Regions from separate parts of the Homo sapiens genome. Here region 2 is linked to region 1. Evidence: read pairs that join two places in POLR2A ChIA-PET (ENCODE). Cell type or tissue: Panc1. All regions are shown on one strand. Each heading gives the region's core, and the rest is flanking DNA. Links, peaks and the distances in the headings are about the cores only.

What was found. Peaks named below come from ENCODE experiments on the same cell type or tissue, not always from the same donor. Only the 100,000 strongest peaks of a DNase experiment are listed, where the experiment ranks them.
Region 2: POLR2A ChIA-PET joins it to region 1 with 15 read pairs; 2 of 35 experiments call an interaction of 5 or more read pairs at or near these places.

What each region holds. Positions count from the first base shown.
Region 1 is chr6:76,927,839-76,939,726 of GRCh38, reverse strand. The region is part of intron 2 of LOC105377862 (a long non-coding RNA gene); the gene reads right to left. It overlaps LOC124901345 (a long non-coding RNA gene), which reads left to right. Exons shown (of 2, transcript XR_007059651.1): 1 at 1-5,657. Among named protein-coding and RNA genes, the nearest start is that of LINC02540, 340 kb to the right of the region's middle. In Panc1, for the core only: no CTCF peak of the experiment used is centred there; no DNase peak of the experiment used is centred there.
Region 2 is chr6:77,007,545-77,019,432 of GRCh38, reverse strand. The region is part of intron 2 of LOC105377862 (a long non-coding RNA gene); the gene reads right to left. Among named protein-coding and RNA genes, the nearest start is that of LINC02540, 420 kb to the right of the region's middle. In Panc1, for the core only: no CTCF peak of the experiment used is centred there; no DNase peak of the experiment used is centred there; H3K27ac peaks cover 402 bases.

The sequences.
Region 1 (11,888 bases), core at 2,003-10,002:
TTTTCTGTTTCTTTCTAAAAGCTTTACAGTTTTATATACTACATTAAGTCTGTGATCCATGTTGAGTGAGTTTTTATATGAAGTGTGAGATTTAAGTCTTAAGTCAAGGTTTTGTTGTATTTTTCTTTTGCCTAGCAATGACCCATGGCTGAAATGGCTTTCAATATTCTAAGAAATTGCTTTTGCACATTTAACAAAAATCAGATACTCCACTCAGAATAAGTGGAGTTATTTCTGAGTTTGCTATTTCTTTTGATCTACCTGTCTATTTATCTGCCAATACAACTAGAATCTTGATAGCTATAGATATATAATAAATCTGGATATTGGCTAAACTATTTATCTCACTTTATTTTTTCAAAATTGTTTTAGCTATTTGAATCATTTGATTTTCCATATAAATTTAAACAATCTTGTCTATATCTACAAAAAACTCTTGCTGAGATTTTATAGGTATTGTAGTAAACCTGTTTATGAATTGGAAGATATTTGACATCTTTATTATTTTGAGCCTTCCAATCCATGAACACTGTACATCTTTCCATTTGTTTACATCTTCCTTGACTTCTTTCATCAGCGTATTCTAATTTTCAGTATGCGAGACCTATACATATTTTGATATAATTGCACCTAGATATTTCATTTTATTTTTAGTTATTTTACACAGTATTGCATCCTTAATTTCAGTGACCATGTTTTCTAATACACAGAAATTAAACTGATTTTTTATGTCTATCTATTTTATGTTCTGTATGTCTTCCAATGTTAGTGGATGCATCTATTTATTCTCAAATGATGTTTATAGATTCCTTGCAATCTAAAAAATCTATGTTTGCCTGCAAACAGGAAGTTTTCTATTCAATTTTTGTATAAAATTATTATTATTTACCTGATTATATTATCCCAGAACTTTAGTGAAATGTTGAACAAGAGTGGAGAGAGCATGTATTTTTGCCTTGTTTTTATCCTAAAGAAGGCTAATTGTCTATTTTTGTTGTTGTTGTTTGTGTTTCTGCTGTCTCAATTTAAAAAGCAATAACCTAATGTAAGGTTATAAATATTTATTTCTGCATTTTCTTCTAAAAATTGTATGGTTTTATTGTTTACATTTCCATCTCTGATCCATTTTGAGTTATGTTTTGTATAATACATTTGATAGAGATTCAGTTGTGTTGTTTTCCATGTGAATATCCATTTCATTTGTCCCAGCATCATTTTGGAAAAGGCTGTGTTTCCCCAATTGTGTTGTCTTGGCATCTTTCTCAAAAATCAATTGACTGTTAATGTAAGGTTTATTTCTGAATTATCAGTCATATTTCATAGATTTTTATGTCTATCCTTATGTCAGGAAATGTTATTTTTATTATTGTAGCTTTGTAGTAGATTTTGAAATCAGAAAATGTAAGACTTTCAACTTTTATTTATCAAGGTTGTTTTGGTTATTCTGGATCCTTTGCATTTCCATATGAATTCTAGGATTAGCCTATACATTTCTGGGGGGAAAAGGCAGCTAGAATTTTGATTGGGTTTGTGTTGAATCTATAGTTCAATTTGAAGAGTATTTAATCGCAAGAACATTAAGTTTTTCAATTCATGGAATAGGATGTCCTCCAGTTATTTAGATATTTCTTAATTACTTTTAGTAATATTTTGTGGTTTTTAATGCTAAAATTTTATACTTTGTCAAATTTATTCTTAAATATATTATCATTTTGATAATTCTGTGAATAAGTTGCTTTCTTAATTTTAGTTTTCAATTGTTAATTGCTAATGTGTGTCTGCAAAATTGACTTTTTATAGTGATCTTGGACCTGCAACCTTGATTAGCTATTTTTTAATTTTAACTTTTTAAATGTGTGAATTACTTAGGGTTTTTTAATATAAATAATCATTTCATCTGTGGAGAAAAAAATTTACTTTTTCCTTTTTTATCAGAATGCCAATTATAATTTTTTATCTTAACTAATTGCTCTGGCTAGAACTCCTAGTGCAATGTTGAATAGAAATAAAAAACAGTAGATGTATTTGTTTTGTTTCTGATATAAGGAGAAAGCATTGTCTTCATTAAATATGATGTTAGCTGTGAGTTTTTCATAGATATACTTAAGATGATGAGATCATTTCTTTCTACTTCTAGTATGTTGAGTGTTTTTATCATAAACACATAATGGATTTTATTAAGTAATTTTTTTTACATCTATTCAGATGATCATATGCTTTTGTTCTTTATTCTGTTAACATGCTATTTTACAATAATTGATTTTCAGATATTAATCCAACCATAGATTATTTTGATAAGTCAAACCAGGTCATGATGTATAATCTGACTTTCTATTTATATTTTTGTCCTTCATTTGTTTCTCAGACTAAATAATCTCCACTGACCTATCTTCTAGTGCGCTGTGCCTTTCTTTTCGCAGTTCAAGTCTGGTTGTGATTGCCTCTAGTGAATTCTCTTTCATTTCAGTAATTATACTTTTCAATTTCTGAATTTTAACTAGGTTCTTTTTTAATAATTTCTATCTCATTGATGTTTGGTGGCACATTATTCTCATACTTGTGTTTAATTACATGTGTTTTTCTTTACTGTTTTCAGGATATTTATTATGGTTGATTTAAAGTGTATTTCAGATAAGTCTAACATCTGGATTTCCTCAGATACACGATCTATTGCTTCTTTTTTGTCTGTGTATGAGCTATACTAATTTCCTATTTTTTACATGCGTCATAATTTTGTGTTAAAAACTAGACATTCAAATATGGATATCTAGTGGCAAATTCAGAATAGTTTTCCACCAAACCAAGATGTGCTGTTTTTATTTGTTGTTGTTACTGTTGTTGCTGTTTGTTTGTATAATGACTTTATTAATTTTGTAAAGTATGTTGTATTCTTTTTCATGTGTGAACACTTATGTCTTTCTTGGCCACTTTATTCATCACCAAATGATTGGACAAAGATTTCCTTAAGTGCCTTGAACAAATAAATCTCCCAACCTTTGTCAAAGGACCCCTGTTTATATTGGGAGAATCTTTCGACACTCCAGTGGACAGTTTACATCTCTAGTTTTGCCTTCACTCCCTGGTTACATCAAGCCTTATCCTCAGCCAGCTGTGAGAGATTAGGGCCCTCTTAGGTCTTTCCTAAGTGTATTCACAACCCTAATCATATGCATAATTTTTTTAGGTTTCCATGAGTGTATTAGTTTTTATTTTTAAGGGTATTTTATTTTTCTAAAACAGCTTCTTGTTAGTCACAACTGGAATCTCCACTGAAGGCAGCTGCAATATTAAGCAATTGCCTCTGATGGGTTGTGCTAGTTGCACAAAGCAAGCTCTGAATCAGCTCAAATAAAGACAAATGTCGACAGTAGAGCTTTTTATGCGACTTTCAGATGGGCTAAATAGTGACAATTTTCTGGGAATGGGACTTTCTCCAAACACATTCTGCCCTTACAGTGACTTCTAGGATGCTCGTTTTCACAACTCCTGTATTTGCAAAGTTATGGTTTTCAAGGCTACGTGGAACTGGAAAGAAGGGAATAAGAATGGGACAAAGTAAAACACCACAAAACTCACTGTTCTTACTAAGATACACACATTTGTCTTGAATAATTATTCCCCAGATTGTTTCAACCCTTGGCTTATTCCTAGAATTCTTTATTTTGAAATTGAATTCTAAAAAAAAAATTGATTTTAACAATTTTTGCAAGTGCTCTCATTTTTTTTATTTTGGAGGAGTAGATATTGGAGGTTTTCATTTTTTTTTATTTCAGATGTGCTTTTGTATTTAGATTATTTTTAATAACAGCCTTAAATATTTGTCAATATTTTCTTAATTAAATCTTGCTTTAAGTTGCTCAACTGCTGCCTATAGAGTAGAACAAAATACCTTAGTTAAATATTCAAAATTTTCAATATTCTGACTCCAACCAATCTTAAAAACTTAATTCTAAATATTTCTTTCTTATATTATACCTAACCCTCTCAGTCAGTCTGCTAAAAATTCACTTATTTACTTCAAACTTTAAAAAAAAGTTTTCTTTAGAAAAGTAAAGATATGTATATCTGGGATGGACTTTGTATCTGCCATCTCTGTATGGCCAAGCAAAGATGCTATCTATTCTATGATCATTTTATTTAATAACTCAGAAAGAAATATTATCTTTTTTAAATTCTTAAAGCAATTATTTTTAACAAATATAATATTTTCAATTATATTCTTTGTCTTTATATGAATTAGTATTTTGTTATATTTCTTCTATTATAAGAAAAGCTCTTAGGAAATAGGATAATAATAATATATGTAGCCTTGGAAATATGTCAGGCATTCAATAACTACTTCCTGAACGATTAAACTGATAATGAATGAATGAAAAAAATATAAATAAATACTATTCTCTTATCACCATTAAATAATTATTTCTAATTTTTATTTTTCACCAGTATTTCCTAATGGCATCTTTTGCATGTAATAACAGGATATTAAATTACTAATCAAAAAAGAAACTATTTTATAATGTATGAGTTGAAAGTTACATTTGTTGGTAATTTCCAAATCTTTGAAAACATTTTTAATGTTTCAAGGGGTGACTGTACAAGGGCACTGACACTGAAATAATTTGAACCAATTTTCTTCTAATATCAAATGCTTATATTTGATATACAGTAGCTAGCATATTAAAAACCTCAGCTTATAATTTGTATACCTAATTTATACTGACTATATCAGTGTTATGGATTCCTAACAATAAACATTCATAATCTATAGGCTGAAATAGATTAGCTACTTTATTTGTTGATTGCAAATATGCATTAAAAAGTCAAAAACAACTATTTTGACAGAATTTTTCTGTATGACGTAGCAGAAAAAGAATATGGATAATACAAATGCATCATCTATCAAATACATAGCCAGATATCACCTAAAAGTACTTGCATTCTGCTAAAAATACACTATTGTCCCTCTACTACGAGAATGAAATCCTGCTTTGGAAAATCCTCTTATCTTTCTCAAGAACCATTTAGTAATTTACTTTTAAGTAATGGAAAGGATATGCTTTAAAGTTTCACTCCTATTTTTATTGCAAAATATAGATAAAGAAATAATATCTTGGCTGGATTAGTAATAAAAATTAATAAAATTGGCTGAATTATTGCTTTGGTGTGACTGATATTAACTTGAGATTTATTGAGATACCCTTGTAATATAATTTAAATTAAAGCAATATAGCTTATTTTGTCAGTTATACTTTCTTCTTTCCTTGAATTTTTCCTTTGAGTAAAAATTTGTTAAGGTTACAGCACAGCTTTTCTATATTTTTCCTCATGATAGGCATTTTCTGAAATGCTTAACATTTTATGAAAAGCAGCCTCATACCAATATTTGTTTTCATAGCCAGTCTCTACAACTGGATGAAAATGCATCAAATCCTTCTGTTCCCCTCATTTGAAGATGTCTGGACATGAACACATGCTCCCAAGAGAATGAACTGAGGATTTGTCTTTATAATCACTGTCTTGATTCCATGCTTCCTATTTCTTCATAAAAGTAGAGAGAGACATTTAAGAGAGAGACATGGAGTTGTAAATATTATTCAAGAAGAAGAACGAATTCTAAAGTCATCCAGAAAACAGTGGGAGCTTCCCAGTCAAAATTGGTGAGCCACAACACAAAGATAATAAAACATCTTCTATCCTTAGAATAACATTATAGATGTATCATATAAAAAAGTAAATCATACTCTAATTCTCTCCATAAAAGGTGTATTGAAAATATGTTTAATTTGTTATGTATTTTAAAATAAATATTATATAGTAACAATGATTTTTGGCTTAGTTAGTTATAACAGCATTTGTTAAATTATGTATCAGAATTAAATGGAATCATGTACCTAGAGATGTTAAGATATATTTCCAAATGTATGTTTGGATCACAGTCAAAATGGAGTTAAATCAAATTAGTAGGCTTTTTGTCTTTGGATTTTAAAATAATACATTTTATTTTTAAGTATATGTTATGAATTCCTAAAAAAGAATTTCCCACACCACACTTATTTTGCTAGAGTCATACTCCTACTGTACTTTTTTTTTTTTTTTTTTTTTGGCTAGAATGCAGTGACACAATCGTAGCTCACTGCAGTATCATACTCCCAGGTTCAAACAATCCTCTTGCTTCAGTCTCTTAAGTAGCTAGGACTACAGGCATGCACTACCATGCTCAGCTAATTTTTCAAATCTTTTTGTAAAGATATGGTCTCACTGTGTTGCTCAGGCTGGTGTTGAATTCCTAGCCTCAAGTGCTCCTCCAGCCTTAGTCTTTCAAAGCACTGAGATTACAGGTGTGTGCCACAACAACCAGCCTCCTATTGTATTCTTATTGTTATCTCATGTATGCTCTTTGAAAAGTAATTTAGAATACATATTTTCAGAATTTTATACAATTTTGCACTGTCCAAAATCTGATGAAGTTAATTATCCTTGTTTTGTTGCATAACCCAATGCAGATGACCATCTCTAAACTTTCTAGAATAGTCCTAAGGAGAGCTGATAAAGAAATAAGAAGACCAGTGCAAAGGCAGGTTCCACAATTAAGAAAATAGCTACAACATGGCATGCTTTATGATTCTAAAAAAAATAAATTGTATAGTAAAAAAACATTTAAACTGATTTATCTTTTAATTTCTTTTGTTTTCTTTCACATTTTTATTATAGTAAGAAAGTTACACAGAAAAGTGGAAAATAATGAAACCCTCCAATGCATGTACCTATTATCATATGCCACTTTTAAAGCTTATGGGGAAGTCAGCTTTACCCAAACCACCTAGACTGAGAGTAAGACAGTGGTGGCCCATTGAGGACAAGGGAATTCTGTTATACCCACAAAGAAGAAATTATGATTAGGAAAAATAAGATATTTTCATGGTAATTATGTTGCACAGAGTTATAACAAATAGAAGTATAAAAAAATTACAACTCTTCCAAATTGCCTGAATTAAAACACACACACACTCATATATGCATACACATCCAAAAACATAGGAAAGAAGAGCCTAATCATTTTTATTGTATAAAAACTCTCAGAAAATAAAAACATAAAAATAACAACAATAGAACAAATAGCCCCTTTAAAAATTGGGTAAAGGATATGTATAGACATTTTTCAAAGAAGACGTACAAATAACCAAAGAGCATATGAAAAAATGTTTAACATCACTAATAATCAGAGAAATGCAAATTAAAAACAAAATGAGATATCATATTATACAAGTCAAAATGGCTATTATAAAAATAAAATAACAGATGATACTTATACACTGTTGGTAGAAATGTACAATAGTACAACCTACATGAAAAATATGGAGATTTCTACCATTCGAATCAGCAATATCACCATTGAGTATTTACTCAAATGAAAATAAATCATTATATCAAAAAGACCTGTGCTTGTATATTTATTGCAGCACTATTCACAACAGCAATGATATAGAAGCAATCTAATTGTCTATCAACAGATTGGATAAAGAAAATGTGGTACACATACACAATGGAATACTACTTAGTCATAAAAAAGAATAAAAGCATGTCTTTTGCAGCAACATTTAATGAAACTCTAGGCCATTATCTTAAGTGAAGCAACTCAGAAACAGAAAAACAAATACCACATGTTCTCACCTAAAAGTGGGAGCTTAATACTTAATGAGTACAATGTACATTATTCAGTGATGAACACTCTAAAAGCCCAGACTTCACCACTATGCAATATATTCAAGTAACAAAATTGCACTTTTGCCCCTTAAATTTATACAAGTATAAAGAACTGCACAATTAAAGCAAAATAGTACAGTATAACAACAAATATAAATGGTGACAACTCATCTACTTAAATTTTGAAAAAAGAAAAAGCTAAGGTGTATTAATCAAATGCTGTGGTTGTGATACTGGAACCAGATAAAGATAATTTAGTATACAAATATGCTGAAAGGTTCAGTCCATTAAAGGTATCAAATCAAACGAAAATTCCACAATAAGGTCTACTTCAGCTAATTAATAAATTAGGAAATATTAATAACAAAATTTGCGAAGTATAAATTTTGTGAACTGAGAGGAGATGACAACAGATAATAATAGGTAATATTTATTCATATAATCATAACAAATCATATAGACAAATCATATAAAAATGTAGGGAATCTGAAATATGTAACCAATAAATCTGAGTAAATATAACTTAATTTTAATAACTTTATAGATAGCAAATTTTTCATGTGTTCACTTTACATATACAAAGTGATTATGTATTAGAACACAAAAAATACATTTTAAATTTTAAATACAGATAATATTTTGACAAAATTAGTTGCTAGTAGAAATTAGTGAAAATATAGGAATAAAAATTCCTTAAGCAACTGGAATTTGAAAACACTTTCTTTACAATTCTTAGGTGAGGAAAGGAAATCAAATTCAGTCAGAGATAGCCAAAAATAATATTAATGGAAAGGCAACATATCCAAATATGGAATGCTGCTAGAGATTGCTATAGAAAATTTGTTATTAAACTGATTTAAACATGTATTAATAAATATAAAGAAATGAAATTACTCAGAATTCAATTCACGAAGTTAGACTAGACAACATAAAACAAAGGATCATGGGGAGAACAAAATAAAGATAATACCAACAAAAACAAAAACAAAATTTGTAAATTAATCCAAAAAATAATCCACCAGAAGTGAAATATGATACTTTTTTTGCCAACCTATGCAAGAAAAAATGTAAATTGCAAAAAAAAAAGTTTAGAAATACGATTTACAGGGGAAAATCATAGATATAGAAGATACTCTGAAAAATTTAATTTTTAAGCAACTTTTAACAATTCTAAAAATGTGTTTGCAAGCAAAGGTCTATTCAAATACACTCAAAAATGTGAATTAATTAAACAATTTTAGAGAGAATGTAAATACCACTAATGTTCTTGTCATCCCAGGGTGCGCTTTAATTTGTTTTACGTCTGTTTTAAGAAGGCTAAAAATGCTTTTAGAGAATTTCTTCTCTCTGAAAACACACAGGTACAGATACACACACACACACAGACACACACACACACACAAATCCCTGTTGATTAATAGATAAATAATTATTTTTAAATTTTTTTTCCAATTTTCAAAATTATAGAAATCAAATACTAATGTAATGTCTCCCCAAAAAATTAAGCCGAAACTCTTCTCAATTTATCACACATTTAGGTGGTACATGTGAATATATTTCACATGCATAGGATGTATAATGATCAAGTCAGAGTATTTGAGGTGTGCATCACCCTCAGTATTTATCATTTCCATGTTCTGGTAACATTTCAAGTCCTCTCTTCTAGTTGCTTTGAAATATACAATATATTGTTGCTAACTATAGTCAACCTAGTCTGCAATCTAACATTAGAACTTATTTCTTCTCTCTATTGGTAAGTTTGTACCCATTCACTAACCTCTCTTTATTTTCCCCTCTTACCTTCATACACTTTCCAGTGTCATTCCACTGTATCTCCATGAGGTGAAACATTTTAACTGTAAGATGGGAATTTTTAAGTGTTTGAAAAGCTAAAGAAGGCAATGTCAAGGGAAGCTGCCACTAACCATCACTGTTTAGCTAGTTAACACATTGCAGAAACTACAGAAAAACACGAGGGATGAGCACAGCTGCTGGAATCTTTGAAACAAGTGATTTTTGGGGAATTTTCTGGAGACAGCTATAGAAGATCAATAGTCCAAATCGCTTGTTTAAAAGTTTATATTTTTCCAAAAATGGTTGCAGTGATATCCCGTTTTCTCCGTACTTTTCTGCCATGCTGCTTTCCACTACTACAATAAGATATGGAATTCTCTATTACCATTGTTATGGACTGAATATTTGTTTCCCTGCAAAATTTAAATGCTGAAGCTCTAAACCCCATTGCTATGGTATTTGGAAGCAATTATCTTTGAATTAGGTTTGGATGTGGTTTCTCTGATGGATGTGTTGATATTGACATCTATATGATTAAGATGAAATATATTAATGTAGCTAGAATTCAGAATAAAGCTAATTACATTTCAAGAAGTAAGAAGAAACAAAACACCTCCCATTTGTTACTCATTATTAGGCCTATATTATTCAAATGATTTTCACAAATGTTCTGAAAATAAACGTACCAGAAAGAAAAGCTTTATCATCCACAGTGATCTCCTACACTATCTTGTTTCCCCTGTTCTCTCTCTGAACTACCTCTTTCTGTAGGTCTAAACTGGAATAGTTAGTGCCATTATTATGACTGGCCTTCCTTTTTTAAATATTCATCCAGTTCAGTGTGATAAGGTTGCAATATTTCTAGAACTTATTTTAAGAGAAATAAGCATTATTTAATAATTTAGAAATGTATCTGTAATTTGCTAACATAAAGACAGACTTTGTAAATGTAAGGTACTAAGCTTTCTGTTTGTGACCCAAATGTCTCTTTGTTGATATAAATACTATATATAATGTAACATATAGTATATATATAAAATATATATACTATATATTATATTATATATTATATATACTGTATATGTTATATATAATATAATACTATATATATAATGTAATATATAGTATATATATAAATATATACTATATATATATATTTTTTCTTTTTTCCAAGATGGAGTCTTGCTCTGTCACCCAGGCCGGAGGGCTGGAGTGCAGTGGCATGATCTTGGCTCACTGCAACCTCCGCCTCCCAGGTTCACGCCATTCTCCTGCCTCAGCCTCCCGAGTAGCTGGGATTACAGGTGTGTGCCACCACGCTCAGCTAAGTTTTTTGTTTTTTTAGTAGAGATTGGTTTCACCATGTTGGCCAGGTTGGTCTCAAACTCCTGACCTCGTGATCCACCCACCTTGGCCTCCCAAAGTGCTGGGATTACAGACATGAGCCACCTCATCCGGCCAGTTGATAAATATATTAAAACTTGTATTCATGTTTAAGTTGAGATCAGTCCTGACATGTTTTCTGAGAGAATGTTTATTCCTATCTAGAATATATTTTTTATCCTTCTCTTAGACTATGAATCTCCTCTACTTGATTTATTCTCAATGTTACTTTGAGTTTTTAAAAAACAAAATTAACAAAGTTTGTTTGCCAGTGGCTGCATTTAGATAGTCAATTGTTTTACTATTTGGAATCCCTAGCTTACTTGCCTTTAGGTCTCTGGTCCTATAAAGAATTAAAACAGAAGGCTCCTGATTAATTTGAAAGGCAAATGCTTGTCATTGATATATGGCTACAGACACTTTTTTAGCTCCTGAAGATATCTCTTACTTTCTTTTGAGTTTGGCTATGTATGTAAACAACATTTGCTATATTACCTCTAGCATTTCGAAGTTTTGAGTTGAGAGGATTTTCAGGACATTTGACCTGTCATAAGGCAGAAATAGAGTCTTCAATTAATGTTTTATTAATTTGCTCAAACACATCAAATTGAGTTGCTATTGTGTTAGGAATACCTTTAGCACTATGATTCAGCCATGATGAAAACAGACAAAAATCTCTGCCCTCTTAAAATATGCAATCCAGTGGGGGTGATAAATATGAAAAAAAAAAAAAACGTACACATAAGAATACTTGGGCATTCTGGTGGGACTTCTGGGTGGAGTGATCAGAATGTGCAAAGGCCCTGTGAACAGAGTGTGTCTGGCATGTTTAAGGCCCATCTAGTTTTCTAGAGCAAGCAAGAGGTGAGTTCAGAGAAGACCTGGGGTGAATAGGGTTATGACCATGCATAACCTTAGAGATTATTTTAATGACTTGGACTTTTGCTCTATGATGCAGAGCTATTCAGGGGATTTATGCAGAGAAATGACATGATCTGACTTCAGTT
Region 2 (11,888 bases), core at 371-8,370, 81 kb before region 1:
AAATATTTTCCTTAACTAGAAATTTGAGAATTTAATGACATGATCAACTTCAGACAGGAAGTTATGATACATTAAAAGATGACCATTAAAAAACAAAGTAGCCACATTTAAAATCTCCTGTGTTATCTTTCATAAATTATGGATGCTTACTACAGCTGTCATCTTTTGTTTACGTCTAGAAATTTATCCAGTGCCCACTGTGGCCGGAAATTGTTGTCAATCCTGAAAACCAAGACCTCAATCTTGATACGAAGACTTCTTCAGCTTTCTAATTTTAAATAGATTTCTTTTTCTACCAGATACTTGAGATTTTCTCAGTGATTTATAATGATTTTCTTTATTCATATTATCCCATATATTTAGTACTTAAATCTATTTATTTCTCAAAATAATTTGGATTCTTTTTTTAAAGTTATACTCTACAAATCTCTGAACTATATCCAATAACTATGTTTTGAATCCTGCTTATGTTCTTTCATATTTCCAGCTTTAATTTGATTGTCTTACATTTCAAAAAAGTTCCTGGATAATCTTGCAGAGAATATAATTTGTATTTTTTATATTCATATTCTATAAATCCCCAAATAATTAACTAAAATATATTTTTCTTTCAAGAATAATATGAAACTTCACATTTCTAAAGAATTTTTGAAAGTTTATAATAGCCTAACTTTATTTTTTAATTATTAGGTTTAAATTTTTCTATAGTAGGGCTCAAATCATTGATTAATAACTTGCCAGTGACAAAATATATTTAGAAAATGTTTCTAAACTATTTTTTCCAAGTAAAATCATAAAATTGATATTTTTATATGTATTAATTTTTTTTCAAGACAAAACCTAAGAGGAAGTAAAATGTTAGTGAAATCAATTTCAGAAATTGCCAAAACAATATTGCTCAAACAATGAGTGACAGATTGCTAAAGGACATTAAATGCACATTTTACTGGGTTATTAGCATACATAGCTATCAAATATATAGCCTAATATTTAGGAGAAACATTAACATTTTCATTACATAACTCTTACTTTGAAGTATGAAGAGGATAGGTTAATGCAATTAACTATGATATGTACCATTTTGTTGTGTTGTGTTTTGTTTTGTTTGAAGCCAATATGTATGACAAGAATATCTAATACCTCTCCCTCACTTTATAGGAGCAACATTGATGCAGATCTGTTTGAATAAATTAGATTCTATTTTGTATTGTCTTATTTTATTGGAAGTGGCAAGATTACATGGCCATGATCTAGCTAGTTACACCTATATTTCCATCTATAATAGTAGCCTTATATATTCACATATCCCATTTGTTTAGATAGTTTCTACTACCTATTACCTATTACTGAACAAATTCTAAATTAGCTAGGAAAAGTTGAATTCCTAATCTCTGCCACACATCACTCACTTGTTCACTCAGCCCCTGGGATGCTGTGATTCTCCAGGGGCATGCCTTCTACCTCATTGCCTACCCATCACTATAAGTTTTAATAAACATTATGGGGTCTTTTATAATAGCCATGGAAAAAAACTAGCTACCTGTATTGCAGTCCTCAAGCAATCCTTACCAACTAGGTCATTAAATGGGACAGCTGACAGATTTCTGGGAGCTGATCTCTCCAGCAGTTCATGTAGTTTATGACCTCTATGCCCGTCTCCAAATGTTGACCAAAGTTCAGAACCTAAAATTACAGAATTCAACCTCATGGCATTGCCACATTCTATTGATATTTCTTGCTTTTCTCTTGAGGCCCGTATTTTTTTTTCTGACCTGTACACATTGCCCAATCCATGTGTTTGAAGCCTGACAATGACATTTTAGCCAACTAACCTTGCTGCTCCTCAAGCAAGCTATTTTGGAATATTAATAGAATCACAAAGATCTCTGCAGTGTGTAGTTTATTTGCCATAAGAAAATGCCAAAAGAATGGAAGATAACAAGATTCCCATTAAAGAGCTGCTTCTTCCACTTTCCTAACAAAGAAACTTCAACTTTGTAAAACTTCCAAGCAGAGGTAGCCTATGGTAGAAAACACCCCGAATGTCCCTTGTCTAATTTTTATTATGTTGTTATGAACATTTTCTAACAATGGTTCCACTTAGAGTAGGCACTAAACCTCATTATTATGTGAATCAAATTCACTCTAGCTTTATGTGAATCAAATTCACTCAGCTTCATGGCCCCTTCTCTTGCTGTTTCCTCTGCCTACCTCGTGCTATCCCAAAATATTCACAGAAGAGGTCTCTTCTCATCTTTCAGCTCTTAGTTCATTGCTCATTCTCTTCATCAAGCTCTCCCTATCCATCCTAGAGCACACTCCATCTTTTATTATCTTTTTTACTGTCTCATTTAAAAAATTAGCAATTAATACCATTGGATTTATCTTATATATTTGCTTTCATTTTCATTGCCAGTTTCTTCTCACAAGAATGGAAGCTTTATTAGGGCAGAGAATGTGTCTGTCTGAATATGTCAGAAGGTACTCTGCCAAATTCCCAGATATTAATAAATACTTCTTGAATCAATGAAATTAAATTACAATGAAACTATAAAGCTATGAAAATGGATGATCTGTTGAAAATAAATGTCACTCTTAAAAATATTTTTGTTCCATTTCCCGTGCTTCTAAAGAACATCCTCTTTCATTGTTATAGCCCTGTTCATATTGAATTTAATTGCTCATGAATTTATCATTCCCCTAGAATGACAGCATTACAAGTGTCGTGGCTTTGCATCAACTGTGGCACCCTGTCATGGTTCCTGGAAACAAAGAGAAATTCAGTCTATTTGTTGAATTATTAAATAGGTAGATTAATTCATTTAGTATTTATGAGAAAGTGTTACAAGTGTGCTATTCACTTTTCTAAATATCTGTGTCATATTTACAAAAATAAGCATTAGGAGATTCTGGTTTGAATAACATGTATCTCCAAGTAAATGTTTTAAATTTCTCAGAACATTGTTACTTAATACCTAGTACAAGATTCACATCTGTGTATCTTCAATTCTGTAGGAGAGTGCATAAAATAGATACAAATTTGGTCAATTTATTGCATAGCCAAATTAGTCACGGAATGCCTGTCACTAGTTTAGAAAGTGATCTTCAAGATCTTCACGAGATTCTAGGGTTCCCTCAACCAAGCCAACATTCTTGTTTTTTTGAAGCCAACCTCACACCTTATCTTATGGAGCCTAGTTCATCCTGCCTGTCATTAAACAACTATACTCCTGGGTCCCTTCACTTCACCTAAGATCTTCCCAAAGTAATCATGTTTCCTCTTAGGTACTCTGTTTGATGATGGCCTTCCTACTATAAGTATCATTCTTGTACACAATGTGTACTTAATAACTATTGCATGAGGATGATGGTTGCATCACAGGACGTGAATTCAGGTGCAAACTATTGTCATTATCTTCACGTCGTCAATTAGGAGAATTTTCTTTTCACTTCTTGATATGCTGCATTTTCTTGTGGTCAACAATTTTCTTCTGTTTTCATTATTTTCTCATCATTCTCTGATAGTTTTGTAGGCAGATTATTATTTTTTCTTAATTCTGAAAGTTAATACATGTTCCTAGGATTATTAATAATAATCCTGTTATTATTATTCTTTGTTGAGAATAAAACTCTAAATAAGCCATTTTTTCCTACATGAGTGTCTTCCCTCAATTGCTTTTTGAGCTATGAAATGAAGATCATCTTTACCTGACATTACAAATGCAGTGCTAAGGACACTGGAAGTGGGAGTACTTATTTCTAAAAGCCTTTGGAATAGACAGCTTCCAGATTAGGATCTTTCCTCTTCAAATCCACTTTCAGACATGTGAGAAAGTAGAACTTAGGAAAGTAAGCTACAGGGAGATTTCTGCTGGTGAGTCATACAACTGCCACCAGTCCAAGCTCTTTCAGAATGCTCTGTATGTAACTGGGTCGAATTGAAGAAACTGGAAGCTGCAAAAGAACAGATTGACTATGTACAAGTTGGTAGGTTTAAACAAATAATAAGTGGCTGTTAAAAGAAATCAATTTTCATGAATGAGCTAAAAGGGGTGACTATGGAAACAAATAATTAGAATGGCAATTCTAATCAGCTGCTTCCAGCAGGTCTTTAAAATAATTACATTCCCATATTTTGACTGCCAGAGAAAAGCCACATGCTGTGGATTACTAATGAAGTTTAATACTTTTGAAATAAGTCTATTATTTGCTTCTTCCCTTTCTTACTTCCTTTTTTCCTTTCTCTTTCTTTCTTTGGGACAAAAAGAGGCTGTAGAAAAAAAAACAAATCCAAAGCAGGGAAATGAGAAAAATCTCTTCTACTGCGCATGAGATTATACCTCAAATTAGAGTGTAGTTAAAATATAAAATCCCAAATGACATATTCTAATTAATGAGTAGCTGTTACTATTTTTAACTGTTCTGTGTCAATGTTATTTAATAAATATGCCTTTTAAAGTCCCATGGCTGCAATCCCTAGTTTTAGTTGCTTAGATAGAAGCGTATCCTCTCTAATTGTAATGTTTCATGGGGCTTTGACAGGAACTTTTTCTTGACAGAAATTATGTGGGTGATATTTCATATTTGTCTGCCATAATAATTATTTTTGGCAATTGTAATATGAACATTTCATTCTGACAGATTAGCTTTGAATAAAGCTTTTTGTTTTCTTTTCTTTTCTCTCCCCAACAATCTGAAAGAGTTATTGACCAATGTTTTCTGGAATTTTTCATTCACTAATCTGTTAAGCCAAGCAGCCACCATTTGAGTCTGACAAAAACTCTGTCCTTGGCCAAACTTTAGTAAAACTCCTCTGAGCTCTCTTCTCAATAAGGCCTCAACCTCGGCCTCTGTTTTGTCTTTGGCCTACCCAGCTCAGTTTTAGCAAAGAGTCCTGCTAAGTCAGTTTAGTGAGAATCACCCAATCCTTGATATTTGATTACTCTTAATATCTGATCAGTTTCTTTATCATCCACCTTTGATGTCTAAGTCCTTGACCTGTCTTTAGCAAAATTCCATTTAAGATACTTGATGTCTCCGCTTAGTAATTTTCCATCCACTGACCTCCACACCCTGTTCCTTGGTTAGAAATCTGCAATTGGGCCGGGCGCGCAGGGGCTCACGCCTGTAATCCCAACATTTTGGAGGCCAAGGCGGGCGGATCACCTGAGGTCGGGAGTTAGAGACAGCCTGACCAACATGGAGAAACCCCATCTCTACTAAAAATACAAAATTAGCCAGGTGTGGTGGCACATGCCTGTAATCCCAGCTACTCGGGAGGCTGAGGCAGGAGAATCGCTTGAACCTGGAAGGTGGAGGCTGTGGTGAGCCAAGATTGTGCCATTGCACTCCAGCCTGGGTGACAAGAGCAAAACTCTGACTCAAAAAAAAAAAAAATCTGCAATTGGACAATTGTATATTGTCCTTGTTGTGTTCAGAAAGGAATCCAATCACTCCCTTATTGCAATATCTCTATTGCAATACTCTTGAATAAACATTTCCTTACCATTTAAAAAAAGTTTCAGGATAATTTTTTCTTTATCAGCATGGTTCCCATACAGAATCAGATTCATTATTGTCCCCTGGACCTCTCACCAAGGCCCCCAAGTCCACATCTTTGAAGCCTTTGTCTTTACTCCTTAGCAATTGATTAGGGATCTGTTGGTGAGTCTTGCTTTGGATCCAGTCCAGTGCTCTGGATAATATTTTGCTGAAGCTCCGCAATAACAGATTTAGAGTTTCTGAGCATACACTCTGAGGCTGGTTTAGAGTCTTGAGCTTCTTTGTTTGGGACACACTATTAGTTAAAAACATGGGAGTTTCTCAGTGCACTGACATCACCGATCTCTAACCCCTCTGACCATATCGTCCACCACTGTGGCACTTATCCACTCCCTTTCTTGTTGGCATGATTTTACTAATGATAATATGGAATATCATTGCCTTCTTGGGAAACTTAAGATCATCCCAAACTAGCTTATCTAGGACTCCTCCCTTTCCCTTGCCTCGATTTTTTACCTCCATATCTCCTTCCTCCTTTTAACCACTTTCAGTTCTTCCTTCAGTTCCTTTCAATACATTGATATATCTCTCTTCAAATCTTTTCCTCTACAATCCCTCTATTTACCCCTAAAAGACATTTCTTTTTCCATTGCAGCCCCTGAACTTCCTACAAGATATCAGGGCGAATGAAAATTTTAAAAGTCTCCTCCACAAATAAAGTCTTATTTGAATTTTATCACAAAAGTTACAGTACATATATGACATTATAACTATTTATTGGGCTATATGCTCACAATCTGTGCACTTTTCTCTTTTCAGAAAACTGATAGCAAATTTTGCTATGTTTCACAGAATAGTCATTTTAGTTGGCATATTTGCAATTCTTGAAATGTGTTACCTTTCCAGGCAAATGGCAATTTGAAGCTAGATAGTTAAGAATCTTGAGATAGGGAAATTATCCTGAATTATTCCTATCTCAACGGATATGGAATACCCCTTGAGATATGGGCCTACTATATCACAAGGACATGGGCCTACTATAATCGCAGGATCTTTATAAGTAGAAAAGGGAGGCAGGGAATTCAGAGGGGATGTGATGATGGAAGCAGAGTCAATACTATGTGAGTATGTGAACATACTTTGCTTTCATTGCCTTAGATGAGAATTCAGTTGTCTAATACAGTCACTTTGTTGAAGGAAATGTGTCTTTTTTTCTTACTGCTTTCAATTTTTTTGGTTCATTGTTTATTTTTACCAGACTTGTTACATTGCCCAGACCTAGTTTTCTTTATGTTTACTCTGTTGTCTGTTTGTAGAACTTCTTGAGTTTGTAGCTTGATACTTTTGGCTAATTGTAAAAAGTTCTTAGCTTTCAACTTTTAAATATCTCTTCTGCCTATTCTTCTTTTCTCCCACTCTTGGATTACAATTATGTATATGATAGTGTCACAGGCTCCTTGGGGTGTCACCAGCCTAAAATCTTTGTGGCTGGCGGTGCCTTCTGCCCGAGTATTGCTTGTGCCTGATGGGCACGTTCTGCCCACTTGGCCTGACAGGCTGTGCTCAGTTTGCACTATTGGCCTGGATCCCACACCTGCCAAGGGTGAGCCAGGTATGGAGTGGTGAGGGGTGTGTGGGTGAGTGAGCAAGGGTCCCCCCACTGTGCACAGCCAGGCGTGCTGGCTGCTGTGGCAGGGCCGACAGCTCCAGATGCTGGCTCTGTGTGAGGCTGCAGCTAGACCAGATGTACTGCATGTAGCTTCCACTGCAGGCATCCGCCCCTGGATGAAGGCAACACAGTGGTGCCCAGAGGGTGTCACAGCCGTGGTTCAGGGAGATCCTAGTTCCGGGCTCCCTGAAGGGCAGCAGCTCTTCTCTCATTGACTGCAACATGGAGAGCAGGGGGGCTTGTTTCAGCCCTGTTTATGTTACAGCTCTTCCAGTCCCGCCATTTGGCAGGTCGCAAGTTCTTGTCTCATGTTCAGGAAGAATGAGGTAGGCAGACAACTGGAGGGTTAGCAAGGTGGAGAGCAGCTTCACTGAGCACCAAAACAGCTCTCAGGAGTCCGCAGTGGGTAGTTCCTTTCCACAGGCTTCCTTCCAATGAGTGTCCAGCTCTCAGTGGAGAGGGGACCCACAGTGGGTGGCTCCTTTCCAACAGGCAGATCATCCCAATTAGTCGAGGAGACCAAAGCAGATAGCTCCTTCCTGCAGCTGGTAGGCTCAACATCTGCTTGAGTCTGACTGATTCCAGGGTTTGTATGGGCTCAGAAAGAAGGAAACATGTGCTAAGTGGTCCATAGGCAGCCATAAGTGTACCCAGAAAAAGCACCATATGTTCTCACTTTGGGCTACAAACTCTACCTGGCACTGGCAGTCTGGCCCCTAGGCTTCATGCTGTTCTTGGCTTGAAGATGAGGTTTCACCAGGGACCTGCCCCTTTACACCCAGGAACCTGTCTGCCTCCCGCCATCAACATGTCATCCAGACACCCCGGCTGTTCGTGCCAAGGAGCGTCTGCAGGCCCCTGCTGAACTGCCTTCAGCGCCCCCCGCCCCACCCTGCCGGCCTTCCTCCCATGCTCCCTGGCGCCTAAAGTCCAGAAGGGGCTGAGGAGGCCGCGGCTAGTATGTCAGCACTTCCCCAAGCACGTGCACACCCAGCCAGGTTGCGGCAGCACCCAGGCTTGGCCACAACTTTGCTTTGAAATAGAAGTGGGTGCCAGGAGAGGGAAGAGTCTAGGGAGGGGGAGCAGGAACTTCTGTGCCTGTAGGTGAAGGGAAACATCCTGGGCCCTGGAGAGCACAGGGATGCCCGGGTTCGGAGCCATTGCTGAGAGGCTGCACCCTGGAAGGGCAGGGCTCCCACCACTTTAACTCAGCAGTGGGCAGGGATCTCACCTGTTTCCGGCCCCTGCCGGCTTCATGGAGCACATAATCCCTTCGTTGCAGTGACCACTCCAGACTGGCTTCCACTGCCATCAATAGCCATTTAAAATATGTATCATGTATCTCTTATGCTTTTTTCCATATTTTTCATTCTTTTTCTTTCTTTTTACTATGGCTCATCATTTTCTACTGACTTATATTCCAGTTCACAAATCATTTCTTCAATTATACTGACCTATATTCCAGTTCACAAATCATTCCTTCAATTATTTAATCTGATATTAAACTTAACTATTGAGTTCTCAGTTACAATTATTATATTTGTTGGTTCCATACATTATATTTGATTTCTCTTTTAGACATTCAAATTTTCTGCTGAAATTATCTATCTTGATTTCCATCTCTTGAGCATATTGATTTAAATTCCATGTTTGATTAATATCAAGATCTGTATTTCATTTTCCTGCGTTCTCAATGTTACTTAATGTTTTGCATTTAGTCATTTTTGTATGCTAGATAACTTTAATTAAATGCTGGGTATAGTGTTTGAAAGTCTGTAGGAATATTTTGAGAATCTAGATGTTCTGTTTTGCTACCAAGAATTCTTTTGTAAATGGAAAGTTGTTAGACTTGGAAAATCTCACATCCAACCAGTTTGAGACTGTGGTAATTTGTGACAAGTCTTCAGACTTTGTAATGGTGGATCTAGTTCTAGACTCAACCTGTTTCTATTGAAAACCTATGGTGTTTATAAGATTCTTTTTACTACGATTGGCTCAATTCTGAAAATTCAACTCCAAATTCCTATAAAATGGCTCACCTCTCAGCCTCCTGACCTCTGATTGCTGTATGGCTCTGCTGCCACTTAAATCCTCTGCTACTAGATTTATTCAACAGTTCACTTTTAGCCTTTAGGTTGCAGTTGTTTAAAATTTGGCAAACATCTCAAGAGAAATAATGGCTCTGAATCTCAGTATCACTCTTAAACTTTGCTTTGTAATCTTGACCCCTCAAAATCTTGAGGTCTTGGTGATGCTCAAATAGAATTTAATTTGCAATAGTTTTATATATATTTTCTTGTTATTCACAGAAAGGTCTGATACGAGCTAGAACACCACAATAAAAAACAGGAATTCTAGTTACCTTTTAAAATGATTAGTTTTAATCAGAGTTTTAGAAGTAATGACTTCATATAATGATTTCTTTCAAAGTAACTTAATAACATTCTACGTGGAGGCTTAGTAATAGCTCTTATCACATAATAACCAGAAGACCCTGATTCACTATATATATATATACACGTATATGTATATGTAGCCAGAGCTTTACAATAATTTAAAAAGGAAGTGATAAAAGTTGTATTTCATATCACTATTTGAATCTTTATTTTTAATTCAGATAAAATAACTGTTTCCCTTAACTAATTTCACATATTTTTTATTCCAAGCATTTTTGTACATGCATATCATGGGAAGTAATAGCTTTAATTCTTTGATTCCATTAGCAGAAGAACATTCCAAAAATTTCTCTGTTTGCTACCTGCCACGAATATGATTTTTTAAAATAATTGAAACTTTGAATAACTGCTTTGAAAATGTTACAAAATTAAATACAGTACCAGTGTCTTCAGTGCTTTGAAAAATTTGATCATTGTTCAAAACTCACTTAAAAATCTGTAATCAGCAATTAAAATGTTCAAACTCCAACTTTTCAAGTTTTTAAAAAATTTCAATTACTGAAAGAAAGGTTGCAAATGGCTGAGTAACTGAATAAAATATGTGAAAATATAATAATAATATCTATTCTGCTGTGCTATTTTCTTAAAGTTCCAATAATCAAATAAAAGAAGCTTTAATTTGTTTGTTTTAATACATGATAAGTTCTTATTATTTTAGAAATGTTTTTTGAAATTAACCTCTAAAAATATCAATACTGTCTAATAAACTGGCCTGTCATTAAATAAATAAAATAAACAAATTTCAATAATTATCTCATTTTAATTATTTTATCACCTCTGGTTATTTTTATTTTGGTAAAACACACATAATATATATCTTTTAAACAAAAGTTTAAGTATACAGAACAGCAATGTTAACTATAAATGCAATGTGGTTCCACAGATCTCTAGAACTTTTCATCTTGCGTTACTGAAATTCTATAAATATTGAACAGCAACCTCAAATGTATTCTTTTTCTCAGCCGCTGGCAACAACCATTCTACCTGCAATGAGTCAGACTACTTTAGATACTTGATATAGGTGGTTTCATGCAGTGTTTGTACATCTGTCCCAAGTTTTTTCACTTAGTATCATGTGCTCAAAGTTCATTCATGTTGTAGCATACAACAGGATTTTCTCTTTTTTATGGCTGAATAATATTTCATTGTATGTATAGACCACATTTCCTTTATTCATTAATCTATCCATGGACGTTTAAATTGTTTTCCTAACTAAGATATTGTGAATGATGGAGCAATGAACAGCAGAGTGCAAATATTTCTTTAAGATACTGTCTTCAATTTGTTAATATACATACCCAGAAGTAGGATTGCTAGGTCATACAGTAGTTCTACATTTAATTTTTTGAAGAACCTCTATACTGTTTTTTATAGCACCTGCACCTTCATCATTTTACATTACCACTAGTAGTACACAAGTATTTCAATTTCTTCATATCCCTGGCAACACTTGTTATATTCTGGGGATTTTTTGTTTGTTTGTTTGTTTTTCTGAGATGGAATCTTGCTCTGTCACCCAGGCTGGAGTGTAATGGTGCGATCTCGGCTCACTGCAACCTCTGCCTCCCAGGTTCAAGCCATTCTCCTGCTTCAGCTTCCTAGGTAGCTGGAACTCCAGGCATGCACCACCACACCCGGCTAATTTTTGTATTTTTAGTAGAGATGGGGTTTCACCATGTTGGCTAGGCTGGTCTCGAACGCCTGATCTCAAGTGATCCACCTGCCTTGGCCTCCTAAAGTGCTGGGATTACAGACGTGAACCACTGTCCCTGACTGTTTTTGTTTTTTGTAATGGTAATCTGAATCGTTGTGAAGTGATACCTCATTATAGTTTTTCTTTGCATTTCGCTGATGATTAATAATGTGCACTACCTTTCCATTTACCTGTCTGCCATTTGAATGTCTTCTTTGAAGAAGTGTCTATTAAAGTCCTTTATCTATATTGTAATAGGGTTGTTTGGTTTTCTGCTATTGAGTTTTAAGGGGTTGTTATATATTTTGGTTGTTAACCTTTTAACAAATAGATGGTTTGCAAATATTTTCCCCTATTCTATTAGGTTGCGTTTTCATGCTGTCAATTATTTCCTTTGCTTTGCAGAAACTTTTTGGTTTCATTGGTCCCACTTGTCTATTTTTTCTCTTATTGCCTCTGTTTTTGGTGTCATGGCTGAGAAATCATTGCCACGACCAGTGTCAAAAAGATTTTCCCCTGTATTTTCTTCAATGTGTTTTATAGTTTCAGGTCTTATGCTTAAGTTTTT